Linked DNA regions of Homo sapiens: region 2 is linked to region 1. The links are chromatin contacts, found by Hi-C in ENCODE. All regions are on one chromosome and are shown on one strand. The core of a region is the stretch at or near the end of the contact, and the rest is flanking DNA. Distances in the headings are between cores, read along the strand shown. Region 1 overlaps CSNK1G1 (casein kinase 1 gamma 1). Region 2 overlaps ZNF609 (zinc finger protein 609).

Evidence for each region. Hi-C counts contacts between places; a loop is a spot of excess contacts on that map. Pooled maps may share reads with other maps.
Region 2: a map with no recorded cell type shows a loop between it and region 1 (6-fold over the local background). The contact joins two enhancer-like sites. A Hi-C loop is called at or near these places in 3 of 37 single-sample maps with no recorded cell type and 4 of 50 pooled maps.

The regions. Positions count from the first base shown.
Region 1 is chr15:64,246,385-64,251,249 of GRCh38, forward strand. All of the region lies in intron 4 of CSNK1G1 (casein kinase 1 gamma 1), which reads right to left. Among named protein-coding and RNA genes, the nearest start is that of PPIB, 86 kb to the left of the region's middle. RefSeq lists enhancers at 1-95, 96-596, 717-776, 1,666-1,960. Within about 2 kb of position 1,712, at least 13 of the 41 ENCODE cell types and tissues checked have a DNase peak (open chromatin) inside an H3K27ac peak, as active enhancers do.
Region 2 is chr15:64,570,641-64,575,354 of GRCh38, forward strand. The region is part of intron 2 of ZNF609 (zinc finger protein 609); the gene reads left to right. All of the region lies in intron 4 of LOC101930091 (a long non-coding RNA gene), which reads right to left. Among named protein-coding and RNA genes, the nearest start is that of ZNF609, 110 kb to the left of the region's middle. RefSeq lists enhancers at 1,526-1,595, 1,626-1,725. Within about 2 kb of position 1,296, at least 6 of the 41 ENCODE cell types and tissues checked have a DNase peak (open chromatin) inside an H3K27ac peak, as active enhancers do.

The DNA.
Region 1 (4,865 bases), core at 462-2,961:
GCCAAGGTGAGAGGATCACCTGGGGCCAAGAGTTCAAGACCAGCCTGGTCAACATAGTGAGACTCCATCCCTACAAAAAACTAAAAATATTAGCCAGCTATGGTGCATTGCGCCTGTAGTCCCAGCTACTTGGGAGGCTGAGGCGGGAGGATGACTAGAGCCAAAGAATTTGAGGCTGCAGCAAGCTACGATTGCACCACTACACTCTAGCCTCAGAATCAGAGCAAGAGTCCGTCTCTTTAAAAAAAAAAAAAAGGGGGGGGGGGAGGAATCTTGTCATTTTTTAATTTGAGGATTAGCTTCTCCTTTATAAGAGAGCCAAATCAGAAGAGTCACTAGATTACAATAGCTGCTGGGAAGCCAGGATATGGGAGCCTAGACTTAGAAATTTCAGGTTATGTCAGAGACCTCCATTTTCCTGTCATTTACTGCAAAGAATCCTATTATCCTGCCGTTTACCTACCCTCTAAACCCTCAATCCTCTTTCATTTGCTCTGGTCCTTGCTGACTCATCCCCTCCCTCCCTTTTTCCTCCCACTTCAGCTGCATGCTTGGTTCTGGCTTATTCATCTTCTAGTCAATTAACGAACATATACCACGCTGTTGTCATGTGGTCAGCTATGGAGTCATTCTCATACTGTCACTCTTCCTAATACGGATCTGTTTCGGCCACAGACTCTTTCATATCTCTGCCCCAAACCTCTCATCCACCAAATCTTGTTCCTGTGTGCTAGAATACAAGCAAAACTGAGAGCTATGCTGGAAAAAAGATTTATGGATTGGAAAATTTTTAAATTGATAATGTATGTATCTTCCTAAGTAAAAGACCCTAAGGAAATACTGAAACCTAAAATCATTCCCATAAAAAGAAAAGAAATTAAAACTTGCCTATGGTGACCATAATACAATTAACATAACATTGATGATTGAAGAAAATAAGAAAAATAGTTATAAGATTTTACAATTTGGTTTCTATAAGAAATGAAAAAATGATAGCTAACAGGAAAATAAAATGCTTATTCTCAGTTTCAAGGTTCTCATGGTCCCCTTTACTTTCTTCCCTGATTATCTTGGAGATATCAATTCTTAAGCATTAAGTCTTGAAAATCTTGGTGGTAAAACTGTAATCAAGAAACAAAGCTTGAAAAGTGTGACCACTCACTAGAAAACAAAGTGGAATGGAAGAGAAAGAGTTAGAGATCACACAAGGAAAAGCAGAGACAATGTGGAAGACCTCCAACCAGAACCACATTCACAATTACCCAGTGCTGTCATTTTTGTTCTATCTCTACATAATTAGAGAATTGGTATGAATTTCTAGATCAGGTCATCAATGTGAAACTGGGGTCCAAAAGGCCAAGGTAATGATTAAGAGTTGGGTACTGAAGAAAATGGTCATAGTCCCAGGACAACAAAAAGTTCCTATTTTAGGAATTTAATGTCTCAAGCTCTGGATATCACAGCAATAGGTATTCTTTAAATTCATAATCAATCATTTTTCCCAAATAATTTCATACATTTATAAGCAATGATTAATTCACTGAACAAACCTAAGTCACAATGGGCTTTTTGTTTAAGTATTCATTGTCAGGAAATCCAAATATTTTATAATTCACTGGACAGTAATGAACAATGACAGACAAAACACTAGTGAGTAAAAACACTAATTATGTTACTGTGGTCTTTGTGTGGCTTTGGCACAAAAGGTTGTTTATTTACAATGCTGCAACATCACCTTGGTAATCAAAAGAGTGGCATATGCGCACTGGCTGCTCAAACATTAACTACCAATGAGTCATACTTGCAGCTGAGAACTTACTCTGAAAAAATAGGGGGAGGAATGCTGTGCCTCTAAGTTAAAAACAAGCTCTGGTGTTCATGCTCACATTTACAAGGACACATGGTGAAATCTTGTCTATTTTCTTGTCAATTGATCTTCTTTCAAAATAAATTTCCTTTTTTTAACCATCACAAGGAATATTTTTATTAATAACATTGGTAAAAATCTAAAAAGGCAAGCTTATTAAATCTTTCTAACTTCTTTCTGCCACTGAACTACTTGCTGACTGCTATGTGACAGAATGACATCACACCAGGCCTTAAGATACGCTTGAGATACAAGGGTAAAGAAGACACAAGGCTTGTTTTCAAGGAGCTTATAATCTTATGGCAGGGAGTGGGGAGAGTGGGACCAATATGCAATTACAATAAAAAAATAGTCAATGCCTAATCATCAATAGGATAATATAATCAGGATTTTAAAAATATCCCAATGTTCTTCCTCATCTGGACTCTGGAAAAAATAAAATAAAAAATATGGCCAGGCACGGCGGCTCACATCTGTAATCCCAGCACTTAGAGAGGGCGAGGCAGGCAGATCACGAGGTCAGGAGATCAAGACCATCCTGGCCAACATGGTGAAACCCCGTCTCTACTAAAAAAATACAAAAAATTGGCCAGGCGTGGTGGCTCACGCCTGTAATCCCAGCACTTTGGGAGGCCGAGGCAGGCGGATCACGAGGTCAGGAGATCGAGACCATCCTGGCTAACATGGTGAAACCCCGTCTCTATTAAAATTACAAAAAAAAACTAGCTGGGCATGGTGGCGGGCGCCTGTAGGCCCAGCTACTCGGGAGGCTGAGGAGGAGAATGGCGTGAACCCGGGAAGCGGAAGTTGCAGTGAGCCGAGATAGTGCCACTGCACTCCAGCCTGGTGACATAGCAAGACTCCATCTAAATTTTAAAAATAATAAATATATAAATAAATGGCAAACTTGGGCCTAATATGAAGAACTTCAAATACACTGGACTTTCCCACATTAAATTAGCCTGAAGAGTGGTGAACTCTATGATTAGAACTAAGTAGTCAAGCCGATTTAGATGACTGTAAGAAAATCCTAAAAGTAATTCTTACACTAGCGGGTAGGGGTAGCAAGGGGATTTGAAACAGAAAACTAAAGCACTTCCTATCTTGGAAAAGTCTGCAGCTACCTTGTTAGTTGCAGGCAAGGGTATTAAGATGATGCCCACCGCAGCTATTTTAGAAGTAGTGGGTGATCTCAAGAAGCAGAAAAGAGGCCAGTAGTCACCACTGAACTGCATATAGGACCTAGAAGGCTTTGTGACCTTTACATGTTTGTTAGAAAAGGTACTGGGAGACAGACCAACGATGGCCAGCCTACCTGACTATGAGTCAACAGTTGGCCTAACCAGTACAACAGAGCCCTCCTATTCCCACTCATGACAATGATGGATATACCAGTCTCAGAGATTCCAGTTTTTCCTTGCTGCTTAAGTGAAAAGCAATTTGTATAGTCACCTTTCCTCTAATGCCCTCCCTGTTTACTCCTCGCTTTCAGTGCACAGAGAATGCTGAAACTTCAAGAGCTTGCAATTTTCTGTATTTGGGAAGAGTACCAACCCAGCAGCACAGATGTTATTCCTACCTAACAAATACATTAGATTTTTTTTGGCTCTATATTGAAAAGGGAAGATTGGTCTGATTTGGTGGATCTATTTGAAAGGGCTTACAGAGGAAATCCTGAAAACTGGCCTGTCCACTTCCCCACTTAAACTTCTAAGCTGGACTGGATTAAGCATGTTGTTACCTGACCCTTGGATTTATGAGACATATACAAACATGCTTATCATAAATGGGCTGTGACAGTCTTTTCCCTAAAACTTATGAAACCTAGAATAACTTAACAACATTATAAAACCAGGAATGTAAGAGGAACAACAATTAAAATGTAGTCCTGGGGCATGTGGGAAGATAAGCCTCAAGTTATGTATACACCCTGTGAACTCAGTTGCCAGTCTTAAATCTTATGCCAAAAACACTCCAATCAATTAACAAATATATACTGAGAGGCTACTGTGAGCAAGAATTCATATTAAGTTCAATGAAAGACAAGTCCATTGTGGGCTCCCTGGGTTATAACTATAGCTGATTATTGCTATAGTCAGGGTATAATAAAACTTGAATAACACACAATGACTCATATAATTCTAAATATTTTAGGATGCAGAACTCAAATTCCTTCAGTAGTACCTTCATAGGGTTACTTGAAATAGAACAAACAGTATGATGGCTCATGCCTGTAATCCCAGCATTTTGGGAGGCTGAAGGCAGGAGGATCACTTGAGCCCAGGAGTTCAAGACCAGCCTGGGCAACATGGCAAAACCCCATCTCTACTAAAAATACAGAAAATTAGCCTGGTGTGGTGGTGCATGCCTACAGTACCAGCTACTCAGGAGGCTGAGGCAGGAGAACTGCTTGAGCCTAGAAGGCCCAGGCTGCAGTGAGCCGTGATCGTGCCACTGCACTCCAGTCTGGGTGATGGGAGTGAGACCCTGTCTCCAAAACAAGAAAGAAAGAAAGAAAAAAAAAATAGAAACCAAGCTTTAGTCATTCATATAAAACCTGTCACAGTGAAGGGGGCATAAAGCAGAGGAAATTCTACTAATGTCAAATAGTGAAAATAGCTCTGAAAGATTTCATCTTCTGAGAGACTTGTCCCTACAGGTAAACATTAGCAAAACATTTTTCTGGAAGCCAGTAAGATATTTGAGAAATTAGAGCTTTTTGGTAAAAACAAACATTTTTTACAGTGATTAACTTAATTTTTAAAAATTGCCGAAGGTCATAGGTTATTACAATCATATGGATAGCTCTTGCAAATTAATGAGGACAATGGATAAAATGACGGTTCTGTAATATTTCAGAATGTATATTTTAGTATGTCTTCAAAACAGATAAACCATCTCAGTATGGTAAAGTATATTTTGCAAATTACCAACATTTCCTCCTTTCTTTTGGTATAAGTAAAGAAAAGAGAATGAACTGCTGAAAAGCAAATCCTTC
Region 2 (4,714 bases), core at 46-2,545, 320 kb after region 1:
GTGTTTAATTCTAGAAACTCGAGATACTAATATTATCACGATGAGTTCACTCCTATTATTTTCATGTTATGTTTTTTTGGATTAGTAAAATTAGCTTAGTTTTGGCCAGGCGCAGTGGCTCACACCTGTTATCCCAGCACTTTGGGAAGCCGAGGCAGGTGGATCACCTGAGGTCAGGAGTTCGAGACGAGCCTGGCCAACATAGCAAAACCTCGTCTCTACTAAAAATACAAAAATTAGCCAGGTGTGGTGGCACGCACCTGTAGTCCCAGCTACTCGGGAGGCTGAGGCAGGAGAATCACTTGAACCTGGGAGGCGGAAGTTGCAGTGAGCCGGGATCATGCCACTGCACTCCAGCCGGGGCAACAGAGCGAGACTCTGTCTCTAAATACATAAATAAAGCATATGATCTATATGGACAGTCATATCTTTTTCTTTTTAAAAGTCCATGCTGATGCTAGACGTAAGAGATGATTTGCACAGAGTAAGTGCTAAGGTTGATAACAAATTCCTTCTGTAGGGTGTTTATCCAAGAGGGGAAAATAGGAATTCTAGAGGGGAAGATATGAAACTTTTGGGTATAGATCCCTCAGCAGAGCAGAAACACAGAGGGCTTAGGCACCTCATAAGAAGAGCTAATAATACTGCCACTGATCATGGTGATAATAAGAAAGAGAGCAAACATTTATTTACTGTTTGCTAAATATAGTGCTGGCACTTTAAATGTATTATATGAATAGATTAAATGGGTTAATAAATGTAGAATACATAGAATAATGCCTGGTGCATGGTAAAAAGTTATATAAACAGCTGCTATTTTTATTGTACTTTTATATTTTTATATAATATATTTTTATTTTTTAATTTTTATTGTTATCCTTTTGGGTGGTGATTGTAATTATTCTTCACAGCAACCGTATAAGTTAAGTACTATTATTATCCATTTTACATATGGGTAAACTGGATGCCAGAGGTTAAGCCAGGAAATAGTAGAACAGGATTCAAACTCTCTAGTTTTATGTAGTTGAGTCTTTTTTTTCAGTCAGTCTCACTCTGTCACCCAGGATCGCCCAGGCTGGAGGGCAGTGGTGAGATCTTCACTCACTGCAGCCTCTGCCTCCTGGGTTCAAGCAGTTCTCCTGCCTCAGCCTCCCAAGTAGGTGGGGTTACAGGTGCCCACCACCACGCCTGGATAATTTTTGTATTTTTTTAGTAGAGACAAGATTTCGCCATGTTGGTCAGGCTGGTCTCAAACTCCTGACCTCAAGTGATCTCACAAAGTGCTGGTATTACAGGTGTGAGCCCGGCCTTGAGTCTTTGTTTGGTTAGGACTGCCTAGGGATATAGATAGCTATTCTACTTAGTGTTGCTGGAAAGTTGCCCTTAAGGAAGTGACATTTAGGCTGATACTGAAAGATAAAAAGCTAGGTATGCAAAAGTTGAGAAAGGGAAAGAGGAACTTTAGGCAAAGTACAGCAAGTGCAAAGGCCTGAGGGGAAATGGGTTTGACATGGTTCTGTAAACAAAAATGTCACCTTCTGAGTGAGTTCTTCCCTGAATACTGTATTTAAAACTGGCCAGGTGTGGTAGCTGATGACTAATTCCAACACTTTGGGAAGCCGAAGTAGGCAGATCGTTTGAGTCTGAAAGTTCAAGACCAGCCTGGGCCCCATTGTGAGACCTCATTCTTTACAAAAAATAAATTCGCTGGGCATGGTGGCATGTGCCTGTAGTCCCAGGTACTTGGGAGGCTGAGGTGGGAGGATCACTTGAGCCAGGGAGATTGATCCCTGTTTTATTTTCTCCATAACACTTATTATTGTCCCACATAGTATATAATTTATTTTGGTTGTCTCTCCCACAATGGGATATAAGCTTCCTGAGGACAGGGATGTTTGTCTGATTTGTTCATTGTTATTGCCAGGTCCTCCCTTAGCCCATGGGACTTTTTCCAGTAAATTAGAAAAGAATGCCAGGCACGGTGGCTCACACCTGTAACCCCAGCACTTTGGGAGGCCAAGGCAGGCAGTTCACCTGAGGTCGGGAGTTTGAGACCAGCCTGACCAACATGGAGAAACCACCATCTCCACTAAAAATACAAAATTAGCCGGGCATGGTGGCACATGCCTGCATACCTGTAATCCCAGCTACTCAGGAAGCTGAGGCAGGAGAATTGCTTGAAACCGGGAGGCGGAAGTTGTGGTGAGCCAAGATGGTGCCATTGCACTCCAGCCTGGACAACAAGAGCAAAACTCCGTCTTGAGAAAAAAAAGAAAAGAAAAGAAAGTCTCCTTTCCAAAAGGTTGTGGCTCCACGCGGGACACGTAGTTCGGCTAGAAAAGCATGGACCTAGATTTTGGCCTCCTCTTGCCTCCTCAGCCAATTATACAAGACATAATTGAGCAACCATTACATGGCAGTCCTAGGATGCATTCATAGTACCTAGAACAGTGCCAACGTGTAGCAGACATGAATAAATATTTGTAGAATGATGGAATAGTTTAGAGTGAAGAAGAGTGATTATGAGATGAGAAAGTAAGCAGAAACCAGGTCAAGTAAGACTTCTAAGGAGTTTGATCTTTTTTTTTTTTTTCCTAAATAGCAGTCAACTGACAAGTCCCATGGAATACTTTCCATTAAATCATAATCTGTATTTTCAAAAAGCAGTGCAAGTAATTCTGCAGTAGAGTTAGTGGCCCAACTTTCTTTTTTTTTTTTTTTTTTTTTTTTTTGAGACGGAGTCTTGCTCTGTCGCCCAGGCTGGAGTGCAGTGGCGCAATCTTGGCTCACTGCAAGCTCCGCCTGCCGGGTTCATACCATTCTCCTGCCTCAGCCTCCCGAGTAGCTGGGACTACAGACACCCGCCACCATGTCTGGCTAATTTAATTTTTTTTTTTTTGTATTTTTAGTAGAGATGGGGTTTCACCTTGTTGAGGATGGTCTTGATCTCCTGACCTCGTGATCCGCCCACCTCGGCCTCCCAAAATGCTGGGATTACAGGCGTCAGCCGCTGTGCCTGGCTAGCAGGCCAACTTTCAATACTTTTGGACCTTCAGGGATCCATCTCCTGCCTATTTCACCCTTGTCTATTTGGCATTTTACTTTGCCTGCATATGTGGGTTTACCATGTTCTTTCAAACTCTGTGCAAGGGAGTTTGGGATGAACTATATGTAAAATATTCATTTTTTTCCTTGCAACCCCAAATCCAAACACAGTTGGATGGAGTTTTTAATCAGGGTTATTGCAGAAAACCCAGGACCTCAGGTCCTTGTGATTGAGTGGTGAATGAAGGGGAAAATGAGGCCACTTGAACATTATTCTGTTTAGGAACTTGCTGTATGAATTAGTAGAGACCATCACATTTTTCATCAATTCCTGCTCTCACCACACCCCGCTCTTGCCCCTGCTAAAAAACTACCAGCCTTCTCTCATGTTATGATTTAGGGGCCCCTGTTCACTGAGGGGCTAACAGCTGGAATTGTGGCACTGCATTAGCCTTTTTTGAGCTTTTATTTCTCTTTCATGCTGGATTTTTTTTTTTTTTTTTTTTTTTTTGGCACCCACACCCCATTTGAGAATTTACTTTCTCTCTGAGAAGTTTTTGTCAGTAGTTTTTTGTTTTATTGCCTTTTCTGTGATAGGTTAAGGATACAGCTTGGTAAAGAAGGAACCTGCAGGGGTTTATTGATGGAGTTCCTGTCCCACCATGCCCTAGGCCTAGTACATACATGCTTCTGATGAATCACTGCTGTTAGTATTTAGTATCTCCTGATCCTCATAGTCCATATTATGCAAAGCATAGAATCTGCCCAAGGGACTTAATAGCTGAATCACTCACTTGATCTGTTGTCTTTCACTCTTTCTTCCCTTTGTTGGTGGCTACAGGCAAGTATATGAGAGATATAAAACTGTAAGCAAGACAAAATCTGGACTACATATCTTTATTGCTGCTTGGGAAGTGGCCTGGGAGTTCAAATTCAAGGATTTGAAGCTTTGTACAGCTGCCCCAGATAACCTGCTCTCATTGGGATGAGGATGAAGTATTTCCACATGATTGCTCAAGTCCCTTTTCTCTTTGCCCTGATGCCCCCTCCCTCCTCTCTATTTCATTAATTGCTTAGCAGTTGCTGATGGAATTAAAACGAAATGTGTCTGCAGCCTCTGTGGTTTGCTGTCAGAACTCTCTTTCTAAGGTCTTTATCTTACTGCTAGGGATGGGTGAACATCTGATTTTGAAGCAAGAGGAGGGAGGGACCTGTGGCTGTAGTTAAATGCATTTTTCTAAAAGCAGCAGCTTGCAGAGTTGGACTCCTCCTGAAGCACTATTCATTTTACCAAGCCATGCCCTAGTCCCTTATGCTGTTCATTAATGGGGCTTGTATGTGGCAGCACAGTATATAGAAATGAATCCTGCTGAATTGCTTTTGTTGGTGATGTGGAAAGTGCTTTTCATTTTTAACTAAGAACAAGAAGGAAACAGCCTCAAAGTGTGAAAGAGTCAAAACCAAATCCCGGGGTTTCTGTGGAAGACAAGAATCTGGATATGGCTGAGGCGGGTGGATTACCTGACATCTGGAGTTCAAGACCAGCCTAACCAACATGGAGAAACCCCGTCTCTACTAAAAATACAAAATTATCTGGGTGTGGTGGCACATGCCTGTATTCCCAGCTACTCAGGAGGCTGAGGCAGGAAAATCACTTGAACCTGGGAGG